Regions from separate parts of the Mus musculus genome. Here region 1 is linked to region 2. The links are chromatin loops, found by intact Hi-C in ENCODE. Cell type or tissue: left cerebral cortex. All regions are shown on one strand. Each heading gives the region's core, and the rest is flanking DNA. Links, peaks and the distances in the headings are about the cores only. Region 1 overlaps Fam114a1 (family with sequence similarity 114, member A1). Region 2 holds the start of Klhl5 (kelch-like 5).

Region 1 (12,127 bases), core at 2,682-10,681, 90 kb before region 2:
TCTTGGAGTAAAGACTTAAAAGGGAATGGCCAAAGGAAAGTCCACGTTTGGAGATGTAAAGAGAATTTCCAGGGATCGTTGTTTTGAGGCAAATAGGAGTCACACAAGCAGGATGCAGGGAGAATCTGGATGTGGTAGAGCACGGCCACTGTCCCAGATCTCTGTAGGCTGAGGCAGGAGGATCTTTGGAAGTCAAGGCACGCCAGACTGAGACACATAGTGACACACTGCTGAAAGGGAAAGGAAGGAGTTAGATGCTTGCCGAGTCACACCCGAGACCCTGGGTTGTTCTCCAGCACCAAGAAGGGTGCATGCATGTGTGTGTGCATGCATGCATGTTGAATGAATGCCTGCATTTGCATTTTAATCCCCTTTCTACACTCGCCACTGTATGCCCCATGCAGGTGACTTGGCAGATTCAGTTTAGTCATGAGATGACATGTGAACGAGTGCCTCACTGAACGTTCATTATTTTAAAATGACCCAGACACCGGAGGAAAGTCACCTGGCCCGAGTTTGCACTCCTGTGAAAAAGATGCTCAGGCCTGCTATTTCCCTGCACGTGGCTTTGATTCTAAAAGGAGGGCAAATTAATTAGAGTATTGTTCCTTAATTAAACATGGAAAGAAAACTGTGAACCATGGATGATTGTCGAGGATGACTGCACAATTTTGTAGAGCGACTTCAATCTCTGCTTTTGACGTCATACTGCCATTCATGTCATGCTAATCATCACAAGGTTTACGTTACTTTATAGAAAATCCCACAAACCTCTTTTTTTTTTTTTCCTTATTTCAGATTAACCACAGCAATGTGCAATGAAGTAACCTCCTTATCGAAGAAGTTTACAAATTCTTTAACCACTGTTGGGGTAAGAATACAATTCGGGTTATTTTCTTACATTGTTGAGGGAAGTGGAGCTGTGAGAAGTCAGGACTATGACACTTTTTAGCACAACTCCATAATCACAGCTGTGTCATGCTGTTTTTCTAAAATCAGGCAGAGGTCCCCTCTCTAAGCACCACTAGCCTAGGGCTCTCCTCTGCCATGGGCACAGACTCCAGTCTGCTGTCTGCCTGGGCTGTAGACTCCAGTCTGCTGTCTCAGACATCATCTGGACTGTGGTGGGTGGTCAGATCTCCGTGGACCTGGCCTTATTCATATATCAAAAGAAAGGGTGTCAAAGGAAGGTACTTTTCCTTTGCTTATTATCTATCTTCACATTACTCAAGAATCTCTATTAAAATAACTAACTTTAAATATTATTGTTCAGTATTATCCTCAGTCTAAATAAGCCACATATGATAAGAATTTTAAAAAAAAGTGTTGTCAAAAAGTGTTGTCAATTAACATCTAAGTGTTTCTGTTCTTAAGATAATAGCTGTGAAATGTTGCATGTATTTCAACGTGTGGCTTCTGATTACCTATCTCGGTTGTGCCCTTTTCTGTCCCAGGTAGCCCTTGTGGGCTGGGGAAATGGCTTAGCCGACGAAGGATTTCATGTTCAAGTGTGAGACTCTGAGTTCAGATCCCCAGAGTGTGCTGGTAATCGCAGTGCTCTGGAGGAAGACAAGGGCCTTCCCCAGAGCAAGATGGCTTGCTGGAGGAGTAGCTAAATGGGCTAGCTCTAGGTTCAGCAAGAGACCTTGTCTCAGTAAATAAAGAAGAGTGTGATTGAGGAAGACACCCACTGAGCATCAACCTCTGCCTCTATACACGTGTGCACACACATGCATGCAAACATGTGTGATTCCCCCATACTACACATATATACATGGGGGATGATGAAACCAATTGTATTATAAAGCCCACCTTAGTAGAGCAGGAGTAGCCCTACTAAGTGGGAAACACTCCTCTTTTATCTTCCTACTTCTAAAGCCCCTAGATGCAAGATCTGACTCTTTCCCAGAGACACAGGAAATAGGCTTTAGTTGGGGTATTTACTATTGCAATGTACAGTTTCAGTTTCCAAGGAATGACTGGAAGTCTGAAACCAGGGCTATGCTCTCTCTGAGGCCTCTGGGGGTGGGTTATAAATGGCTCAGATAAAGGGATGCTTTATGGAAGTTGGTGGAAGACTATGAACAGCTCTGGGGACCCAGCAACAGAGAAACAATGTCTCATCTTTTTTTCTTTTTTTTGGGGGGGGGGGGCTTGAGACAGGGTTTCAGGGTTTCTCTGTATAGCCCTGGCTGTCCTGGAACTCACTCTGTAGACCAGGCTGGCCTTGAACTCAGAAATTCACCTGCCTCTGCCTCCCAAGAGCTGGGATTAAAGGTGTGCGCCACCACGCCCAGGTCTGTCTCATCTTTCACATTCCTTTTTCTGAGTCAGAAGTTTCAGAAGACCACCAGCATAGGTCAGACAGCAGATGACCACCTTGATGTCACTCAGCTGTGACTGGGGGCAAGATGGTGGCATGTAGACCTACATAGCTGCTGGGTGTAACTGCACTGTAGGCAAAGAGCAGTTCTTAAAAGAAATGGGATATCAGTCCCCCATATGTCTGCTAAGTGAGCCTATGGATAAAGGGTGAGTTGTGGGCCACTAACCCATTCTGCTGTCAAGTCTGGTTTGCTCATTCTATCTTGGGCTTACCTAGTTTAGGTTTTCAGCAAGGCCATATCGTCATCGGTAAGCAGAGTGATGGGGAGATGGAAGCCATTGATAGATGGCTATCAGTCGTTGACATATCGCTATGGAAGCACGTCCCTCGACTTCAAGTTACTCGATGATAGGCTTTGGTGGGAATGGTGGGTTCCCATAGCAGTGCGAGGGCTTGCCTCATCAATTCAGGTTCCAAGCTCTTCTGTTGCATCTCCCCACTTTCTACAGTTCGATATCTGAGGACCCCAAGTGGCAGAGAGAGGAGCTGATGCACACAGGCCTCTCCATTGACCTCCCAGCTCCCCCATCAGCAGCCCGCCACGCTTTAGACCAGAGATAACCAACTGTTTGGTGCCCCGGGGACTGTCTGTGGGTTTTTATAGGCTTTGCATTGAATAGGTTTTTCCCCTGGAGTGGGTAATATTTGTGACACAGTTTTCTTCTCCTTGTACCGTGTCAGACTCTAGCATAGTGCTTCCCAAAGCAGGCACACCGACCACCTGGAGACCTTGTTAAAATGCAGATTCTCATTCAGCCAGTCTGTGTGAGAAGAGGGATTCTGCATTGTTAATTAGCCCTAGGGTGACCGAGCCAAGGTCTTTCCTGAGCCAAGGTCCACACTGGCTGAGCCAAGTTTCCGGCAGGTGGGTATGTGCGCGGACTTACAATCGTGCACATACCCAAACACGAGCGTGAACGTTCTCAAGCGCAGACACCAGCAAATGTGTGTTGTCCATTTGAAGACAGTGAAAGCTTACATCTGAAATGGAGCTCACCACACGCCACAAAGCCCCGGTCTGCAGCTCTGAAGTATCATTTACATTCATCATTGTTTCTGGTCTCCAAAGCAGCCATTATTCATAACTTGAAGCTAATGAGTGTGCATTGCTCTCCAGGCTCCTTTTAAATGGTTCGCATAGCTCATCGACTCTGAAAACCGATGTCATCTTACTGGCCTCGTTTTGATTGTATCTTAGAGGTTTATTGATAATCACATAAACATGAAAGCAAATACGATCATGGATTTTCTGGTTACTTACTAAAGTGACTTGAGTGTTTGAAGAGGTCCTTCCTCACCCTCTTCCAAGACTCCATTGTGGTTTCCTAATGCCAGCAAAGGAAGGCTTCTCTGGGAAGACAGACTTAATTCATATGCTTTTGTTTGCTCGACACAGAGCCTTCCAGGTACAGTAAGGGAACCCAGCCGACTAAGATTGCCCCGTTAAAGATTCATTGCTGTAGGGGTCTGTTGAGCGGTTTAGATAGGGAAGCCTGCTGATTGACAGCCGAATAATATAACTAAGGATAACGACCATCTCTCCCTTTTGGAGCACCTGAAACGGGGATTCATTCTCCACGCGGTACACATACACTTGTGATTCTCAAACCTGGATCTACAGACCTACTTGAAAGTTCTAGTTAAGAATGCCCTCACCGTGTCGCTCCTCTGGTAGATAACCTACAGTATTTGTGCTCACGGGTGAGGTGGGGGGAAGAGGGAGAGAGGGGAACAAAGAGAACAAAAGAAGAGCAGGCAGGATAGACTAGTAGGACACATAAGTGGAGGACTGGAAATTTTATAACAACAATAATAATGTTTCAGGGGCTGGAGAGTTGACTCAGTAGTTAAAGCATGTAGTGCTCTTGCAGAGGACCCAGGTTCAGTTCCCAATACCCACATATTACATATTAAAGGTCATGACTGTCTATAATTACAGGTTCAGAGACTCCAATGCCCTCTTCTAGCCCCTGAGGGCACCTGGACTCACATGCACATACCCTATACCAACATAAACATGTAATTAAAAATAAATAGAATAAGCCGGGCATGGTGACGCACGCCTTTAATCCCACCACTCGGGAGGCAGAGGCAGGCGGATTTCTGAGTTCGAGGCCAGCCTGGTCTACAGGGTGAGTTCCAGGACAGCCAGGGCTATTCAGAGAAACCCTGTCTCAAATAAATAAATAAAATTCTTAAGAATAAGAATCTCGGAAAGCTATACAGATGCCTTAATTAAAATCTGCAGTGAGGCACAGCACATGTCTGTAATCTCAGCCTTTGGAAGCATGAGGCGGGCTACACAAAAACCAAAAAGATTTTTTTTTAACACAATAATAAAGATCATGACAAATTTACCATCAACATTGTAACCCTAGCTGATCTGGGTGTAGGATGGTGTCAGGCAGATTGGGCAAGCAGAAGATAGGATCCAATCAGCTACCAGCTTCCCACCACTGAAAAAAGTCTACATTTCTAGCAATGTGAACTCACGTAAATTGCTCAACCTCCCGATCGCTGTTTCTTCATCCTGCTAGCTAGCGCCTAGGCTTACCGCAGCACCAAGCCCCTCCTAGGGTTGCTGGTAGAATTAGAGATTGCATAAGGAAGGTGCAGACGCCAAGCACACTTCTTCCTCTAAGACATTCCTCTACAAAGCGGTGCCTTATATTTGACGTGCTAAGCCTTGAGGCCCTAATCCGTCAATTTCATACTTTCAATTTCACAGAGCAACAAGAAGGCTGAAGTCCTTAACCCCATGATCAATAGTGTGTTTTTAGAGGTAAGTAGCCCCCAGAGAAAGTACTCCAAATCAAAGTGAGTGTTACAGCTATGTTCTTTTTTTTTCTCTTTTCTTCCTCCCAGTCAGCAAGTGTTATTGGAATTCTAAATCTTATCGTCAACAGTCTAACAGTCTTTGTGTGTGTGTGTGTGTGTGTGTGTGTGTGTGTGTGTGTGTCCATTTCTGTAGCTCAGCCAGCTGTAAAGTGTCTGGTAGAGCAGCAATGCCTAATTTCCAAGAATTCCTAATTATAAAAGGAAATGCTAAGCTTGCAGGCTATTTCCGGCCACCATTCCTCCCCCCCTCAACCCTCCCCCAGCAGACGCAGATTTTTGCTGCCAAGTTTGACACTGTGATTATTGGCTGCAATGGAGGATTATTACCCACTGGTGATTTTCATAAAAACAGGCATTTCCCTTCGTTCACGAGAACTTTTAGTAGAGCTGAGTCTAAGTTTCAGGTTAGCGAAACTGCTGCGGGATGCCTGCCCATTCAGTGACAAGCATAGAGTCCCCACGAGAGAGGACTCCCTGCCTGCCCTGCCTGCTCACTAGGACTTGGTAGCAGCAACTGCCCAGATGGAAGGCTATCCCAGCACTGCTGTGGCTCTGCAGAAGACGAACCCAGTGATGTAAGAGAGAAGCAGTCCAAGATGCATTCCTGGTCTTGGAGCGTGGGCGCTGTGTCCTGCATTTGAGCAGTGGAGGAGGACCTTGCCCATGGGGGAGCCACAGGGCCTCCCAAGCAGCTATGGGTCAAGGGCAAGGCCCAATGCCATTGCCTTCACATTTGGATGGCAAGAGTAAGCTCTGGAGAGATTACATAACCTCAGAACTGGTGGCAACGTTGCTGGGAACTGTGTCTCATTGTTAAGCAAAGCTGTCCATGGACCAAACCTAATCAAGTGGTGGCAGCGAGTATCATTGCTTAGGACACAGTCTTGCAATGGACTCAACCATAAGGGGCAGGAACTGTAGGGACAAGCCCAGTGGAACAGACACAGCTAGTAGAAACCCTGGAAGGCAGAGGCAGGAGGATGGTGAGTTCAAGGCCAACACAAACTATATAGTGAGTTTCAGTCTCACTTCTTAGTCTCCCACCCCAGATCTCTGTCATGGCTGCCAGATTAAACATGTACATTAGCACATTAATTTAACATACTTGTGCACCACAAATATGGCACCCAATAATAAGCCGCTGGCCAATACCCATTCTAGATACCCTCCCTAAACTTCACTGGCCACTTTTACAGTGATCTCTCCAGGGCACTCTATGTGGAGCTTTCTGTAAATGGTTGTGGTTTAGACCCTAGCCTCTGTCCTGTGATTTCAGGACCACAGGGTTGACCTGAGAAAGGGATAGATAATACTGGCCATGCGGGGCCATGAGTCTACACATACTCATGTCCCTTAAAAGCCCATGGAAATGATTTGTCTCAATTTGAATGAGGGCCTTTTGTTAGCTCACATAGTTGAGATCTGGGCACACTCCATCCAAAAACATGTGCTTACATTTACTGCAAGTGCAGACATTCTGAGAATTCTATGATATTGTTGTGCTTCCTTCTCCTCGGAGGAAAAGGATGTTGTTAGGGCTGGAGAGATGGCTCAGCAGTTAAGAGCACTGGCTGCTCTTCCAGAGGACCAGAGTTCAATTCCCAGCAACCATATGGTGGCTCACAACCATCTGTAACGGGATCTGATTCCTCTACTTGTGTACATTAAGGCAGAGCATATATATATATATATATATATATATATATACAAGAGAAAGAGAGAGAGAGAGGAGAGAGAGAGGAGAGAGAATAAGAATGTTGCTATATGGTGACAGCCATCGAAACTGAACTATGAAAATACCCTCAGCTCTGTTTTCCTTCTTGCAGGGCTCCAATAGCACCACATATGTGCAGGACGCCCTCCAGCTGCTGCTCCCGGTACTGCAGGTCTCCCACATCCGCACCAGCTGTTTGAAAGCTACAGCCCAGCCAGATTGCAGCTAGTTCAATAGCAGGCCACATCTCTTCACTACATACCATTTAAAGGCAACGGACTTCTATGTCACTGGCCAGACCATTTGAGGACACTACAAGCAATTTTTGCACAGTTTTGAAAATACAGAGAGTTAAAATTTCTCTTAATGTATACTGTTTTATCAATAATTATGTTTTCTTTACATTAACTTAAACTTGTACTTGTTCTATTGAAGTTTTCCTTTAATTTGCAGTTCATTCACAAATATATCTGTTTTCCTGGTCAACCAGACTATATTTAGAAATTCATAGAGAGAACCTAGATTTTTGTTCAGCTTTGAAATGTCTACCTTTCTATGCCCTATTTTTCTCAAGCATGGCTTTAAATGAGTTCTTGTACTGAACTTCATTTAATTGCATAAACATCATAAGCAAAAATACCGCTACTTATTTGGTTTTAAAAGGGACATAAATATCTTTATAAATATCACTATGTAGACCAGGCTAGCCTAAAACTCACAAAGATCTGCCTGCCTCTGCCTCCCAAGAACTAGGACTAAAGGTGTGCACACGAAACCTGCCTGCCCTGAAGAAGTGTTTTAGTTTAGAGTGTTTGGTGGCAAAATTATAAAGCTGAGAATCATTTCAACAGAAAACTAAAGGGGTTTTAGCCAGGTAGAAACCCCGACCTGCATTTCAAAAATACCCACTAACCTGATCACACACATGGTAGAGGCAAAGGGTAGAAAGTCGTAAGTTGGCCAAGTGGGGTGCTGATCCAGGGAGATGCATCAGAGACCTTGCAGGGAGCAGTGGTACTGAACCTGGGCTCTTGTGAGATGCATCTGTTCTTTCCAGGCTGAGGTTCTCTGGCATGCTTCTGTTTGAGACCATCACTGACATCCCTACCAGTAGTGTCCAAAATAGTCATGCCCAGTGGCTTATCCCAGGGCAAATGATGCCTGCAGTCTTGAAAGGGAGAAAAATCCCTCCTTTGTTCCTGTGGTAGAAGCCACTGCGTCTGTCCCCTGTGGGCCAAGTAGATATCTGAATTCTCTCAGTAGCATTTTTGTGTGACTGTGTTTTGTTTTTTCAGCTGTATGTCTCCTGAAACAACCAAATAAAAACTCAAGAACAATGTATTTGCAACCTAGAAAAATTAAATCCGTAAAGGTGTGGCATTTCTCCTTTCGTGACCTCTGGAATGCTTCTGATGTTAAGTGTGGTGGTGATTAACTGTTGATCATATCACAGTCACCTCTGTGAATTCTATAATTCTTAAGTATAGAGCAGAAGAAATAATCTAGATTTATAGTTTTCACATCAGAGGGATTTGTACATTAACCAGAAATACGAAAGAAAAACAAATACCTCCAAGGCATTAGATTCTTGGACTTAGTCTCTCGGCTGTCAGTGCTGGGGCGGTGGCTCAGCAGGCAGTGTTGAGAAAGCGTAATGACCAGAGTTAGACTCCCCAGCATGGATGTAAAGTCTGTGCGCACACCTGTAATCCCAGCAGTGGGAGGTAGAGACAGGAGGATCACCGGCTAGCCAGTGTAACCAACTGATGAGCTCCAGGTTCAGTGAGTGTTATGGTTCATATATGCTCTGCCCAGGGAATGGCTCTATTAGAAGGTGTGGCCCTGTTGGAGTAGGGGTATCATTGTGGGTGTGGACTTTAAGACCCTCCTCCTAGCTGTCAGAACTCTCAGCTCCTCCTGCACCCTGCCTGCCTGGATTCAGCCATGTTCCCACCTTGATGATAATGGACTGAACCTCTGAACCTGTAAGCCAGCCCCAACTAAATGTTGTCCTTGTAAGAGTTGCCTTGGTCATGGTGTCTGCTCACAGCACTGAAACCCTAAGACAGTGAGAGACCTGGAGTCAAAAGAAAATGACAAGAAAAACAGTAGAGGAAAAGAGCCAAGGTACACTGTGGCCAACTCACGCGCCCACACAGGCACAAGGGCCTGCAGAAATATGTGTGCACACGACACACATACCTGAAAGAGGAGATCAAAACGCAAGGCATTGTAAGTCTGTAATACCAGCACTCTGGAGGCAAGGCAGAGAGATTAGAAGTTCAAGGTCATCTTCGGCCACATAGCAAGTTCAAGGCTAGGCTGGGCTACCTGAGGTCCCATCTTTAAAACACTACCTAGATGTTTGCTGTACATCTAGTGTACAGCAATAGAATTTTAATTATAAAACAAAGTTTAAACAACATTAAAAAAATAGATTTAAAGTAAGCGATATTATTGACATTTTATTTATTTATCTTTTAATGAAAAAAAAATCCAAGGTTGCCAAGTCGAGACATGAACTGAAACGATTCTGTGACCTATGACCTGTAAATTCAACTGTTTAAGAGAGAACAGTCATTGACTACAGACCCGTTGTCAGGGATTTCTCTCAGTCCTGGCTTCCACCATCACCTTGAAATAATTGCTGCTTTGCTTTGCTTTAAAACCTGTCAAAACACATGATCCAGACCTGGGGAAACGTGAATCTATTCCTGAATGAATGATTTAGCAGGCTTACTGTGGAACTTGGCTATTCCTTCAATAATACTTTACATAAACTGGGTTTATTGCACTGTACACAATTACCCTGAACAAGCAATGCCTGATTTTTGCATCAAGTACAACATAAATTCTGGTCTAAATAATGAATATAGCCCCAAGTCTGTGCCTTGTTAATTAAAAAATATCCAAAGCCTATTTCAAATTCTAAGTAAAAAGCATTCAAAAAAACATTGCTTCGGGGCACTGACACACACAGATGCAAAGGACAAACCGAGTCCCAGACCCGGAAGGACAGGCCTAAGTTGGCATTCTCGGCCCTGAGAACAGCAATGTGTGCTTTCTCTGGGTGGCATACACGGCTGGACACAAGCTCAGGGTTAAAGGAGCATGTGACTCACTGAAGCTGGGACCAAAGGAAGCCACACACACAAACAAAGAAACGGCACACTTCAGACACAGAGCAAGGGGGACCAGGAGTGTCTCCACACTTCTGTGTCCCGGCAGAAACATCATAAGGGAGGGACAAGTTCTTTGTTGGTAGATTTCAGCCGTCGTAATGGAGATGATAGAGTGAGACTGGACAGCTCATGGCTGCAGGGGGGCCTGTGGCGGAGACTGTTCACATCACCGCAGATCAGAGAGCTGAGAGTCCAATAGGATCTAGGACCATTTCAAAGGCCCACAATGACCGGTTTTCAACAACTAGCTCTTCCGTTCCTCACACCACACCTAAAGCTCCCAGGGCCTCAGGAAAATAAAAATAAAAAAAAATAATAAGGCACCACCAATTGGGGAACAAGCTTTCAAAACGAAGCCTGGGGTAGGGTGAGCACATTTCAGATTCAACCCATAAGAAAGAAACATCAGCCGGACGGTGTTGGTACACACCTTTAATCCCAGCACTTGGGAGGCAGAGGCAGGCGGATTTCTGAGTTCGAGGCCAGCCTGGTCTACAGAGTGAGTTCCAGGACAGCTAGGGCTACACAGAGAAACCCTGTCTCGAAAAAGAAAGAAAGAAAGAAAGGAAGGAAGGAAGGAAGGAAGGAAGGAAGGAAGGAAGGAAGGAAGGAAGGAAGGAAGAAAGAAAGAAAGAAAGAAAGAAAGAAAGAAAGAGAAAGAAAGAAAGAAAAAGAAAGAAAGAAAGAAAGAAAAAGAAAGAAAGAAAGAAAGATCAATAATGTGCTGGCTGAAGGAAAATACAAATTACCAGAAAAAGCCCCAGTGCAGGAAGCAAAGGCGTCCTTGAGAAAGAAATCAGCTGCTCTGAAGTGCTTACGATTCCAGAGACGCACCAGAGACGCACCAGAGACGCCCAGAGACGCCCAGAGACGCACCACAGACGCCCAGAGACGCACCAGAGACGCACCAGAGACGCACCAGAGACGCCCAGAGACGCACCAGAGACGCCCAGAGACGCCCAGAGACGCACCAGAGACGCACCAGAAACGCCCAGAGACGCCCAGAGACGCACCAGAGACGCCCAGAGACGCACCAGAGACGCACCAGAGACGCCCAGAGACGCACCAGAAACGCCCAGAGACGCACCAGAGACGCACCAGAGACGCACCAGAAACGCCCAGAGACGCACCAGAGACGCACCAGAGACACACCAGAGACGCCCAGAGACGCACCAGAGACGCACCAGAGACGCACCAGAGACGCCCAGAGACGCACCAGAGACGCCCAGAGACGCACCAGAGACGCCCAGAGACGCACCACAGACGCCCAGAGACACACCACAGACGCCCAGAGACGCACCAGAGACGCCCAGAGACGCACCAGAGACGCCCAGAGACGCACCAGAGACGCCCAGAGACGCACCACAGACGCACCACAGACGCCCAGAGACGCACCACAGACGCCCAGAGACGCCCAGAGATGCACCGTCTGTGCTGGCTGGCCTCGCTGCACCCGTCTGAGAAACAAAACCAGGAAGGGTCCTCTCAAATTTACAAACTGTTGAAATAATCATTGCATTTCTCCTTGTCCTAAAGAAGTGCTGTGTGTGCTCATACACGCACACACTCGCCGAACAGATAAAGCTGGTCACGCTACACAACTTCAAATGGTGGTTAATTTTGTAAAAGTAATTACAGAGCCAAACTGGAGTGGATTTTTGGGTTTGGTTTTTGCTTTTCTTTTCTTTTCTTTCTTTCTTTTTCTTTTTGAAAATATAAGAAATTGCCCTTTGATCCTTTCTTTAAGCATGCCCTGTATGCTAATGTTGAAATAGCTGGCTTCAACTTAGTTCCTTAAATTACCACGTTTGTAAAGGCACTTCAGTAAAGATGGTACTGAAAAATCCATCTTAGAATGGCAATCCCATCCTGATCTTGCAGTTGATTAGAATTCACATTGCCACTGGAGTGGCTTCAGACCAGACACTCTTCACATGAAACAAAATAAAGGAGGGGTTAACATGTTTTATTTTATTTTCTGGACCATCTCATTTCATAGACTGGTTT
Region 2 (12,127 bases), core at 2,801-10,800:
TCTTCTCCCCTTCATCTCTGCGAAGGGGGTGCCCCCCATCAACCCACCATGGCACCTCAAGTCACTGCAGGTCTAGGCACATCTTTTCCCACTGAGGCCAGACACGACAGCCCAGTTAGAGGAACAAGATCTGAATGTATTTTGTCAAATTAAACATCAGACTTTTTATACAGAAAACAATAAAAAAGTTGGGTGACATACTTGCAAGGTACAAAGAAGTTACTAGATTTTTTACATACAACAGAAAAATACAAACACAAAAGGTCTAACAGGAACCACCTGGGATAGAATTTATTGTTAACAACTGGGATCAACAAGGGCTCTACCTAAGATTTACTTAATCTTAAAAGCCAGGGTCAAGGGCTTCGTGCCCTTGCCATAGTTCCTATTTTAGTCTATTGTATAGTCCACCTTCCCCCTAGGCCATTGTAAATACGTGTGTGTGTGTGTGTGTGTGTGTGTGTATGGGTGTAACTTAACTATAGTCTTAGAAGCCAGGTGTGAAGTCTTTACTCTCCTAGGACAAGGACTTTCACACCCAAGTCATGGTTCTATGGTCAAAAACGTCATTCTTTCTTAGTGATGGTAAATTCCTGTAAAAAACAGTGACCTAACTTTTACTCAAAGTGATAGTATAATACCAGGGGCAATACTAAATTCCAAGCCCAAGGTCTTACTCAAAGACCTTCTAAGACTGTTAAAACACTGGCTTTAACTATGTCAAAATTCAATCTTAAAAGGCACTTATAATAGGGTAATACTAAAAGAGAGCACGTAGATCCATACACTAAACTAACTCGAAAATAAAAAATTAATGTATAGGTTAGAAAAAACGCCAGACACCAAGAACAAGTTTCTGTGAAACTCTTTTGCCTCATGAGTAGCTTTCAAGCCTTAGCCTGTCACGCTAACTCAACTAGAGAGCGTGTAACAAAGATCCACAGGCAGGCAACAGAGTCAGGGTCAGTCGCTGTTCAGTTGTTGGGGAACCCACATGAAGACGAAGCTACACATCTGCTACATATGTATAGGGGGCCTAGGCCCATCATGCTCTTTGATTGATGGTTCAATCTCTGGGAGCTCCCAAGGAATCAGGTTAGTTGACTGTTTGTCTTGAGATTTTTATTATAATGATTTACTGTGTAAGCTAGAGACCAGATATTAGTGATTTAAATGATTGGCTCAAACCAGAGCTAAAAACAAGACAACAAAGATGGGAAAATAACACAGAAACTCTATTCCACATCTAAGGCCTGGGCATGGAAGACCCCAGATGCAGAGCTCCAAATGCCACCCCTCCAAGTGTGGTCACCGCACTCTGTCTTAATGACATGTTCTTGCTTTCATTGTAATACTGGGTAGAGACAGAAAGTCACAGTCTGACTGTTGAACAGATTTAAAGCAGCTGTTTCAGACAGGTCCTTAATTACTTTTTGAAAAATGTATTCATAATAGACTCATTATCTGTTTTAAACAATATACCAATGTCGGTATCTCAAGTTTAACTTGCAGGAAAGCAAAGCTATTGAAGTAAAAAGAGGTACAAAGTTTAATCCGTTTGATGAAGGTGTAATACCTCAAGAATGAAATAGGAAAAAAGATGTTTGTATAACGTCATGCTGTGACTTCCCCCACAAGTTGAAAGTCTTTAAAAGATTTTGTCATCAAAGGTAAATGTTTCTCTCATATTTTTAAAATAATAGGTTGTTGATTTACCTTAGAGTTGAAATATGCAGCTTAGACACATGCTTCTGTTGTGTTTGCTGGGTTCATTCACTGGAGATCTGTTTATCGGCAGGATTCCTTGCCACGTGCTTGGGCCATAGTGATGAATCCAGACAAAAAGTTCTACTGGGAGTTACCTTATAGACTATAAACAAAGAGCAATGCCAGGCAGTAGTGAGCACCTTGGACGAAATAGGAAAGTTGGGGGGTGGGGCTTAAGGGATTGAAATTACGCACATAGATTAATTAGTGAAGCCCATTCTGATCATTCAACACTAAGGTGTATCAGGGAAAGTCCTTGTGATTGAACCTAGTGTCTTCTATATGCCCAGCCAGTGATCAACTCCTGAGCCCTTCCTCCAGCCTAGTGAGTGCTTCTCTCCAGACCTGGATGTTTGGTCGAAACAGTCTTATGTTGTGGAGTAAAAGCCGATGGGTCAGAAACAAAAGTATTATTCACAGAAATGCTTGCCAGCTGGGTGTAATGGTGCACACCTTTAATCCCAGCACTAAGGGGGACATGGAGCTCAGGGGGTTAGAAGCCAGCCTGGTCTACATACTGAGTTCCTCGTCATCGAGGGCTACATAGTGAGACCCTGTCTCATGAACAAACAAATGCTGATTTTTCATGGCCTAGTAACAGTAGTGCTCAGCCTATCATAAAGGGAATATGAGAGATGTAATAGCTTCCACAAAGAGGGGAGATGAGTTAAGATGGGAAGAATACAGAGGAAGAGACCTTAAACATCCATTTTGATATCTGAAAAATAAATTAAAATGAAAAGCCACTCACCGTTACTCATAATCAAATGTAATGTAAAAACAAAACTCTATATATCCCACAAAAAAAGACCAAGAGTAAAAGGCCTGATGGACTGGAGATGTGGCTCAGGGGTAACCTGTGTGCAGTGTTCTTTAGAGAACCTGAGTTCAATTCCCAGGACCCATGGCAGGCTTCTTACCAGCACCTTAACTCCAGCTCCAAGGAGTCTGACACCCTCTTCTGTTCTCTGCAGACACTGCACGCACATACATATTCACACAGTTAAAAAAAAAATAAATCTTAAAAAAAAAGACTGATATTGCCAGTGTTGACTGGATAGAAGGAGTTTTCAGGCACTGCTTTAGGTGTGTGAACTGATGGCAAAGGCCAGAGTGGAGCACATGTGTTCCTATAAAGTAATAGCCCCCAGATACCCACATAACTGTGATGATATACAAGAGTGTACATAGCAGCAGTATTGACAAATGTTTAAAACCAGGAACAACTCAATGGTCTTGTCACCAACAGAAGGGATTTTAGTGGCCATACACACGTATGTATGTAACATATATTGCATATGCACATTATATATATAATATGTATGTATATGTATGTGTGTTTGGAATATCATAGTTCATATATTCATCAAGTGGCTCAGACAACTGACTGTTTTTGGAGGCAGTGGGAGAAATTGAACCTTCACATGTGCTAAACTTCCAGCCCTAGTCTATGAATTAATTTTAGGACACTAATGAACAGAAGAATATGTTTTTGAAAAGGAGCCTATGCCAAAGGTTGTGGCTCCCTTTGGGAAGGAGCATGAACTGTTTGTCATTGTCCCTGGACCTTAGTGAAAATTACATGGTTGGTTCCTGTCATGAAAATACGTTGTGCTTTCTACTTGTGATTTAAACTCTTGTTACTCTAGCATGCCCCTAAAGGTACAAAAGCTAGCTGCTGTTCATCCAGAAATTGACTAGAAAAAAATCTAAAACAAGACCAATACCTTCTAAAAATGTATAATATATAGCAAGGCTCTCCTTGATGGTAAAACAAAGACAAATGACCTAGGAAAAAAATAGATGTAGCCAGTTCAGGAATGGTCAGTGGGCCTATAAAAATGTGCTCAAGGCCAGACATCCTCTAGAGCCAAAAGAATTACAGCCTCATTGCCAGTGTCAGGCCTGCGGAAGGAGGTGAGAAGAGGGTAGTTCTTTTCTGTTGAAATGTGGATTTGAGGAAAGTTAAACTACTCAAATTTGAAGTGTGTATACCTTCAATGCAGCGATTCTCCTGGGAACTAAGCTGTGTCAACGTAAGAGCCTCCCAAGACACTTACTTCAGTGTTGCCCTTAGTAGCAAACAAACACTTGAAAACAACTCAAAGCCTATTATTTGCAAGATGGGTGCTGTTGGTTTGGTTTGGTTTGGTTTGGTCTGGTCTGGTCTGGTCTGGTCTGGTCTGGTCTGATTTGGTCTGATCTGGTCTGATCTGGTCTGGTCTGGTTTGGTTTTGTTTGGTGTGAGACACACTCTCACAATATAGACAAGCCTGGCTTGGTACTTGAGATGTGACCCAGACTGGCCTCAAACTCATGGCAGTGATCCTGTTTCAGCTTCCTTAGTTCTGAAATGTACGGTCTGAACCACCATGCACACCTCATAGAGAGTAATGAACTGTTTACAACTATGAAATGTCATGAAACTGTTTAAGAGGTTTATTAGTTAGTGTGCCCATGTGTGTATGAAATTGTATAAGCAAAGCAACATGCAGAGTTAGAGAGATGGCTGAGTGGTTAAGAGCACTTGTTATTCCCTTCCAGAGGACTAAGTTCAGTTCCCAGACCCAGGTAGGGTGGTGGTTCACAACATCTGAAACCTTTGGCCTCTGAGGGCACCTGCACTCAAATGTGCATCCAGTCACATACACATACACATACATACACACACACATACACACACATACACACACACATACACACACACACATACACACACACACACACACACACACACATACACATACACACACATACATACACACATACACACACACATACATACACATATACATACACACATACACACACACATACACACACACACATACACACACATACACACACACACACACACATACACACATACACATAACAAAATATTCTCAAAAAGAAAAGAAAAATGTTCAAATTGTATGTATAGTATGATCTTTCTTCTAGCAACAATCAAAATTCTTATAAATGTGTGAAAGTGGCATTATGAGTGAGAGAGGGGTGAATTAAGTTCTGGTCACAATGGCAGCAGTTAACTGCTGCAGTTTGTCCTTCTGCAACCCAATCCTGGTGTCCCTTTCAAACCATGGAGCCTGTCTGATAGCCTGCTCAGAACAGCTACTATTGTAAGCAGGTATACATTCAATGTATAGCCCAATTTTCTGATAAAAGGCCCTTTGAATCCTTTTAGCAGGAGGGGTGTGACCTCATAGTTTAACATCCATGGCTCCTTAAGTCTGAATTTCTCCTGATGGAGAATTACTTTTGAGAAATGAATGGCTCATGTCTCAGAGGTCCTTAATGAAAGCCACTGTTGAGTTCAGGTTTCAATGACTCACCAGACAAGATAACAATCAAACCACTTCTAGCTATAAAAAACAGTATTTCCTGGAATTCGAAGCACTGGCGAGTGTTCTCACATTGATTCAATTCAATTTAAAATTTCACATATATAAATTCATATTTATTAAAATTTATTTTGTGGAGAGATGGCTCACTGGTAAGAATGCTTGCTTGGTAAGCACAGGGACTTCGTTGGGATCCCCAGCAGCCATGTAAAACGCTGAGCATGACTGTAGGCGTCATACCTGGAACAGTGGCACTGGGCAGGAGGACGGGCACAGATTCCCAAGAGCTCCCTGGCCAGCCAGCTAGCTGGGTCAGTGAGAGACCCTGTCTTAATCAGTAATGGAGCATGGCAGAGAGAGACACCTGCTGTTTAGCTCTGGCCTGCACATGTGCACCACACACACACACACACACACACACACACACACACACACACACACACACACACGACACACAAATTGTTCTTTTTGTAACAGTTCATGATCCTTTCCTTTGTCAGCATATAAGTTTAAAAACATCTCTGAGAGCTCTAAGATGTCCGTGATCTCTCCTTTGCGTCCTTTGTGTAGAAGTAGTTGGCAGGGTCTTTTTGAATCTTTGCGTCCTTTGTGTAGAAGTAGTTGGCAGGGTCTTTTTGAATGAATTGAAGGTAAAGTCCGTATGCACCACTGCTGTGACATTTCCCACTGTGGCAGTGTATACTGTGCTTTGCCAAGATGTCATCTTTGGCACCTGTCCTCTCAAGGCTTACAGCACTCTCTGGTCATCCCAGATGCTGACAGCTACATCTCCAGTGTGCAGAAACTTTTGTCAGGAAGGAGATTTGCTGCCCGCATCAGGAACCACAAGCGCAGAGAAATGGAGGAGTTGTTTGTAAGTATAACCTTGAGAGAGGAGTAGGGTTGACAGCCAGGGGGACTGGAACTCAAACAGCCTTGTAGAAGAGGGCATGACATCATATGGACTCAGTGATGTAATAGTTGTCTGACATAGGTGAGAGCAGACCCAAGGGTGTCACTTCACCGCTTGCATGCTCCCACCACACTAAAGCTCCAAAGCGTCGATCTCCCAGGCACCCTACTTGGTGTCACCTTGACTTTGTGCTCAGGACGTTTTGTCTCCTTCCTTCACCTAACTTTCTCCTGTTCTTAAAGTTAAGCAGGTATGGCTAGCTGACGGAACCCCTCCTTGTCAGTGTTCCATTCCTACCCAGGCGCTAAGGGAGCTGATTGGAGGTCCCCCACAGTGCCAGTACAGAGCTCTGCGCGGCTTTTCATGCTTCTTATTCTGTTTTTTCTGAACAGTTTTTAGTTCTAGGGGCCACATGAGGTTAAGCTACAGGCCTCATGGTATTTTTGTGCCAAAAGTCTCCAAAACAGACTTTTCAGCCAATGTCAAAACAGCTTTATGTGAAATTATTTGACAGGGGGTTCAGTACTGAACATCTAAATTCTGTTCTGCACTTTAAAATCACAAATTCTTAATATTACACTATTATAATATTTTATATTTTGACTAATCAGTGCTTTTATTCACTTCAGTGACTGTATTTATTCATTCTGGAGGTTAGACATCAGTATGTGTATATTCCTGTCTTCCACCACGCCTACTAGAATACTCAAAGTAACTCTTTAGTATTTTAAATTTTAATTTTTTTCTCCTTATCAATTTGCAGTGAGCATGTCCACAGCACTGCTCTGTCTTGTTGGCCACAGAGGCCACAGTCCAGTGCTCTCTGCAGCTAAGGAATCTTAAGCCTTGAGCCCCACCATCCCTCTCCAATAGGAAATCTAGGTGTCAAACTGGAGGAAGCAGCCCTGTTTGAATTAGAGTGAGTGATATTGGTGTCAGGGTATCCCTTTTAAAGAGTTAGTACTGACATATTTTGGTCCATTGTAGTTTTCAAACTTTTTCGTCTAGTTTTTCTCATTATCCCTTGTTCAAATGAACTCTTAACCAAGGATGTCACTGTGCATCCTGGGAGGAGAGGGAGGAGACAGGAGGATAGTGGCCACCAGTCCAGAGCCCCAGCTTAGACCCTCCTCCTCATCCCCACCCAACACAGCTCAAGAATCCTCAAATCTCATTTAAAATGCTTTTTAGAAAATGTGTTCTGTGATATGAACTAAGAACTCACCTAAGAACTTGGTTTAAAAGCAGGAACCACTGCTGGTGGAAAAGTGGTTTTTAAGTACAAAGGAAAATGCTCTGCGTTAACGGCTCTTGTTTCAGCCATAAAAGAGTTAATGCACCGAGCAATAAAGGCTGCGATTTGATTCTGCAGCGGGGATAGTGCTCTCAGTCTCTGTCATTTGTGGTTCAGAGAAGGGGGTGGTGTTCTGCATTTGAAAGGACTTTAATGAATGCTGTCAGTGTTTGTGCGAGTCCAGGGTCTGGATGGGAAGGGGAGCAGGGAAAGTGCTGGGGCTGCTTCAGGATAGGTGGATCAGAGTTTGCTCCGATCGAGCGGAGTGTTCCACCGCGTTCATCTTTATTCATTACCCTTTGTTCTTCATAGTCTGATATATTGGGATGAAAGTAAATGGAGATATATATTTGAACGATTTGTTTTCTTTTAAAGCTATTTTTTGGGTACAGCAGGGAATATACTTCTCTTGTCTTGGTTGGATACACAAATCTGTGCGCCGTGTTTTTTGCCCGTTGCCTAGACGATCACTCGGTTTCTCTGAGGATGTCTGGTTCTCGCAAAGAGTTTGACGTGAAACAGATTTTGAAAATCAGGTGGAGGTGGTTTGGCCATCAAGCATCGTCTAACTCTTCCGTTGACAGCCAGCAGGGAGAATTTTGGAACCGAGGACAGACCGGAGCAAACGGTGGGAGAAAGTTTTTAGATCCGTGTAACCTACAATTGCCTTTGGCTTCCATTGGTTACCGAAGGTCCAGCCAACTGGATTTCCAGAATTCACCTTCTTGGCCAATGGCATCCACCTCAGATGTCCCTGCATTTGAGTTTACAGCAGAAGGCTGTGCTGGTGCACACTGGCTGGAGAGACCAGAAGTGGACGATGGCACTAGTGAAGAGGAAAATGAATCTGATTCCAGCTCGAGCAGGTTGATTATTCTCTTACTGTCAGAGACGGGGTGCGGGGTGTGTGCTCTATGCTAGTGGAGAATAACTGACTATTTACTAGCTTATCTCTGTGGTTGTCCGTACATCTGCTTCCCGTGAACTGCCTACATGAATGGCATCTTGGTATGGATACGTAGGTTTGCTAGGATTTGGGAAATGTCTCGTTAATTCTGTGAAATTTAAAGGCACCAAATAGCTTTCATTTTGAAATACCTTGCATTTCATGTATAGATCTGACACTGCCTTGAAAATAGTATGTAGCAGCAGTTTTATACGGTGTTGCCTGGCTGTATTCATCCGGCTTCTGTATTTACACTAAAACTATGAGACATTTCTACAGTATAAATCCTTGTGGTATTTTGGGTTATAATAGATTGTGGAGTCGTTTTAATTTGATAAAAATGAAAGGTTCTATAAAAAGAGATACACTGTAGTTCCCAATTTTTGACACCATTTTAGTTGTCAATACTGTTTTTCTGTGGTTATGTCTTTGTCCTGTGGATGTTGCAGCTCTGCAGACTAAGACAGAGAATACTAAGTAATGTATGTGTCTCTCTCAAGGATAGCACCACCGATTCCTGTTACCCCCACTTTCCACTGAAATTCACGCTGTTTAAGGAAAAGAAAGATAATCTTTTAGTAAAGTTTAAGAGAACATGGTGTCGGGAGTGCTAGATGTGGTCAGCCAGTCAAAAAGATGATAAGGAAAATGAGTTGGAAGGAATGCAATAAAGCAAAGAATTGATAATTTCATGATGATTTTGTTCCTCCTTCCTGGCACCTTCTTATCTTTAGGATGGATTTTCTTGGTCCGCTTTCCATGCTGTGTAACAAGTTAAAGTCGACTTTCTGATACATCTTCATTGTAGAATATTTCTAAATACTTAAAGACACAAACACCTACTCATTTGACATTCAATTACTTTTTGCTCTTTGAAATTAGTTTGCAGGTTTTGATTATTATAATCTCTAGGTTGGCTATTGTAAGTGTAGGTAGGCATCCTGAAGAATTCGGGTCGAATGGACTCATAGATTCAAGTGTCTCATGCTTGGAAATCCTCGCCCTTTCTCTTCCTCTAACCTTCAGAACATGGAATTCTGACCTGTGGGAGGATAGAAACATAGACTGTCATCTGTAGCCTGTATAACTGAGAGAGGGGAGAATCTTTACTTAGGTAAATAGCATATTTAATTTAAAAAAAATGTTATTACTTCATGACTTGCCTTTATTGTAAGGGAAAAGGAGCCATGAATAATTTTAATATTGAGATTAACTCAACAAACATGATCCTATTATATATTGGGACTTTTGCCATAAAGAAAACTAATTTTTAATTTTTTTTTACCAATTTCTGTGTGAAAATAAATTTTTCCATTTGAAAAATCAATATATTAAGAATATTTAAATAGTGTTAAAAAACAAAACATTCACTTCTTTACCAGCTTAGGTCATAAAACTATTAACATCTATCTACTACCCAATTATGTGATAATAACATTTATGCACATGTCTAATATAGAGAAAATTTACACATACTTCCTTATATCATAGATAGTTAACATAACCAATGAATATTAAATTTTAACCCTCTTTTGCGTGTACACTGAAATATTTTGGTGAGGTGTTAGTAATGAGAGAAAATATTTTTGTTCTGACTCAGAGATAGTTATTGTATAGTCCTCAAGAATCTTGCATTGATATTTTTACTTATAGGAATATAAAATTAAAATGCTCATCAAGGACATGGTGAACGATGGGAGTAGACATGTCACATCCTCAGAGACCTAATTAAAAAAAAAAACTATGTGTACAGTAAAACATAATATAAGTAAATCTCTGATTTGTAGATAGGAGGGGCCATTCAAGAGCTTATTCTTGATGGTTTAACATTTCAATATTATTGCAAAAAAAAAAAAGATCTATAGTTTAGTGTGTGCTTGTCCCTCACATCTCCATGTCATCCTATGTTGAATGTATCCAATCTTTATGCCTCTGTCAATCCTCTGGCTGACACTTTAACCTTTGTCACAGGGAGAAATTTGTCACCCTCAGCATTTTAAACAGCCAAAGTTCCTAAGTGAGTGTCCTTTTACTATAAGCAAATTGAAGCCCATTAATACTGTTGTCAAATCCCAGCACTTGAGAAGCAGAGGCAGGTGGATTTCTGAGTTCGAGGCCAGCCTGGTCTACAAAGTGAGTTCCAGGACAGCCAGGGCTATACAGAGAAACCCTGTCTTGAAAAAACAAAAAACAAAAAACCCCAAACAAACAAACAAACAAACAAATACTGTTGTCAAAGAAGTTACAGTGACATTTATCAGATTTGTATACATAACTTGGAACAATTCTTTTTATATATATTTGCAAATGATGAGCTAGAAACCTAAGCATGTTATAAATTAATATCTGAATATATTAAAGATACAGTGAAGATGCACGTATAACATACTGATTTCTTCTTAGGAGCAGTCATCAAGACAGATATCAGAACTTAAACAGAACTTTTGGTTTTTTAGGTTAGGAGAAGGACAGCCGAGTGGTTTTGCATCATCAGAATGCTAACAGCCATCATGGATGTGGGCAGCTGAAGGACTGTATTGTCAGCTGTTATCTAGCTGAAAGGCCTGCCCAAGCATTGGCCTCTGACCGCGTTCACTGCCACTTCGCTGAACCATGGAAACATCTCTCAGCTTTTAGCTTGACTCTATAGCCTAGCTGTACTTCCTCTGTGGGTCAACTTTGGTACTAAAATATAAACTTTGTTTTGTTTTGATATAACGTGAGCAATTTCAGACTTTAAGTGACAGAATTTTCATGTCTTCTATGAGATAGATTTCTAACATCTATCTAATTAGGCTAGTTCCTACCAGGGCCATCAAGGTAGGTGTCCATAGCTACTACCATGTAATCAAGGTATAAATGATTTACATATTATTCAACTGACTCACTGTAGAATTAGGTAATTTTTGACACACCTATTAAGTAAAGAAATCATTATTATCATTATTATTATTACTAGTATTGTTGTTGATGGTGGTTTTTTGAGACAGAGTTCCTCTGTGTAGCCCTGGCTGTCCTAGACTAGAAATCCACTTGCTTCTGCCTTGAGTACTGGGATTAAAGGCGTGTGCCGACACCTGGTGGATATTTGAACTTTTAAAGTCATTTTTACACAAAATATCATTGCAATTTAAGCTCTTCCAAAAAAGAAAAAAATATATAACTAAAGTTCCCAGAGGAACTTTACTCTTTACACAGCGCTAAGCCTTCAGCATGGTAACTTGTTTAGTATCCACAGTACTATTTCTAAAGTCACATTTTACACAGTATTTAATTTTATTTTCTGTGATGAGTGTTTGCCTGCACCTCTGTATGTGTATCATGTGTGTTACTGGTGTCCTTAAAGGACAGAAGAGGGTGCTAGAACCCCTATAACTGAATCACTTTCAAATTCTGTGTTTCACCTCTGGATATCCTAGACTCCTTCTGCCTCCCTATCCATCTCCTCTCTAAAGATATTATCTTTTTAAATGTATGTTTATTTATTTACTTATCTTGCTATTTTAATTACATTGTCCCTTCCCTTTTCTCTTTCCTAACTTTCCTATATACTACTCCTTGTTCTCTCTCAGATTTATTATATAATATATATACATATACACACACACACATACACACATACACACATACACACACACACACACACACACCCCACATTGACTTGTTACCAAATAATTTGGTCACTTAACTTTAGGAATGAGTGTGTTGATAGATCGTAGACTAAAATGATTTGTTTATCATCGATTGTCATAGACTGTCAGGAGCACAGGTGACAGGTGGACCAGTGGCCGAGGGCAGATAGGTCTCTGCCTCACGATTCATTCAGAGGCCCATAACCCTTTGCATATCTTTCTCCACCATGTAGA

What was found. Hi-C counts contacts between places; a loop is a spot of excess contacts. Peaks named below come from ENCODE experiments on the same cell type or tissue, not always from the same donor. Only the 100,000 strongest peaks of a DNase experiment are listed, where the experiment ranks them.
Region 1: a loop joins it to region 2, with 2.6 times the contacts of the local background. A loop is called at or near these places in 1 of 42 quality-filtered maps.

The regions. Positions count from the first base shown.
Region 1 is chr5:65,033,574-65,045,700 of GRCm38, forward strand. It overlaps Fam114a1 (family with sequence similarity 114, member A1), which reads left to right. Exons shown (of 14, transcript NM_026667.3): 12 at 799-871; 13 at 5,115-5,168; 14 at 7,051-8,328. The coding sequence ends at 7,167. Among named protein-coding and RNA genes, the nearest start is that of Gm32374, 20 kb to the left of the region's middle. In left cerebral cortex, for the core only: a CTCF peak has its summit at 7,097; DNase peaks (open chromatin) are centred at 3,221, 5,866 and 5,914.
Region 2 is chr5:65,123,596-65,135,722 of GRCm38, forward strand. It overlaps Klhl5 (kelch-like 5), which reads left to right and starts at 7,636. Exons shown (of 11, transcript NM_175174.4): 1 at 7,636-8,181. The coding sequence starts at 7,802. LOC115490189 (a long non-coding RNA gene) reads left to right here and starts at 8,188. Exons shown (of 2, transcript XR_003955931.1): 1 at 8,188-9,375; 2 at 10,718-12,127. In left cerebral cortex, for the core only: no CTCF peak of the experiment used is centred there; DNase peaks (open chromatin) are centred at 7,447, 7,933 and 8,182; H3K4me3 peaks cover 2,835 bases; H3K27ac peaks cover 1,472 bases.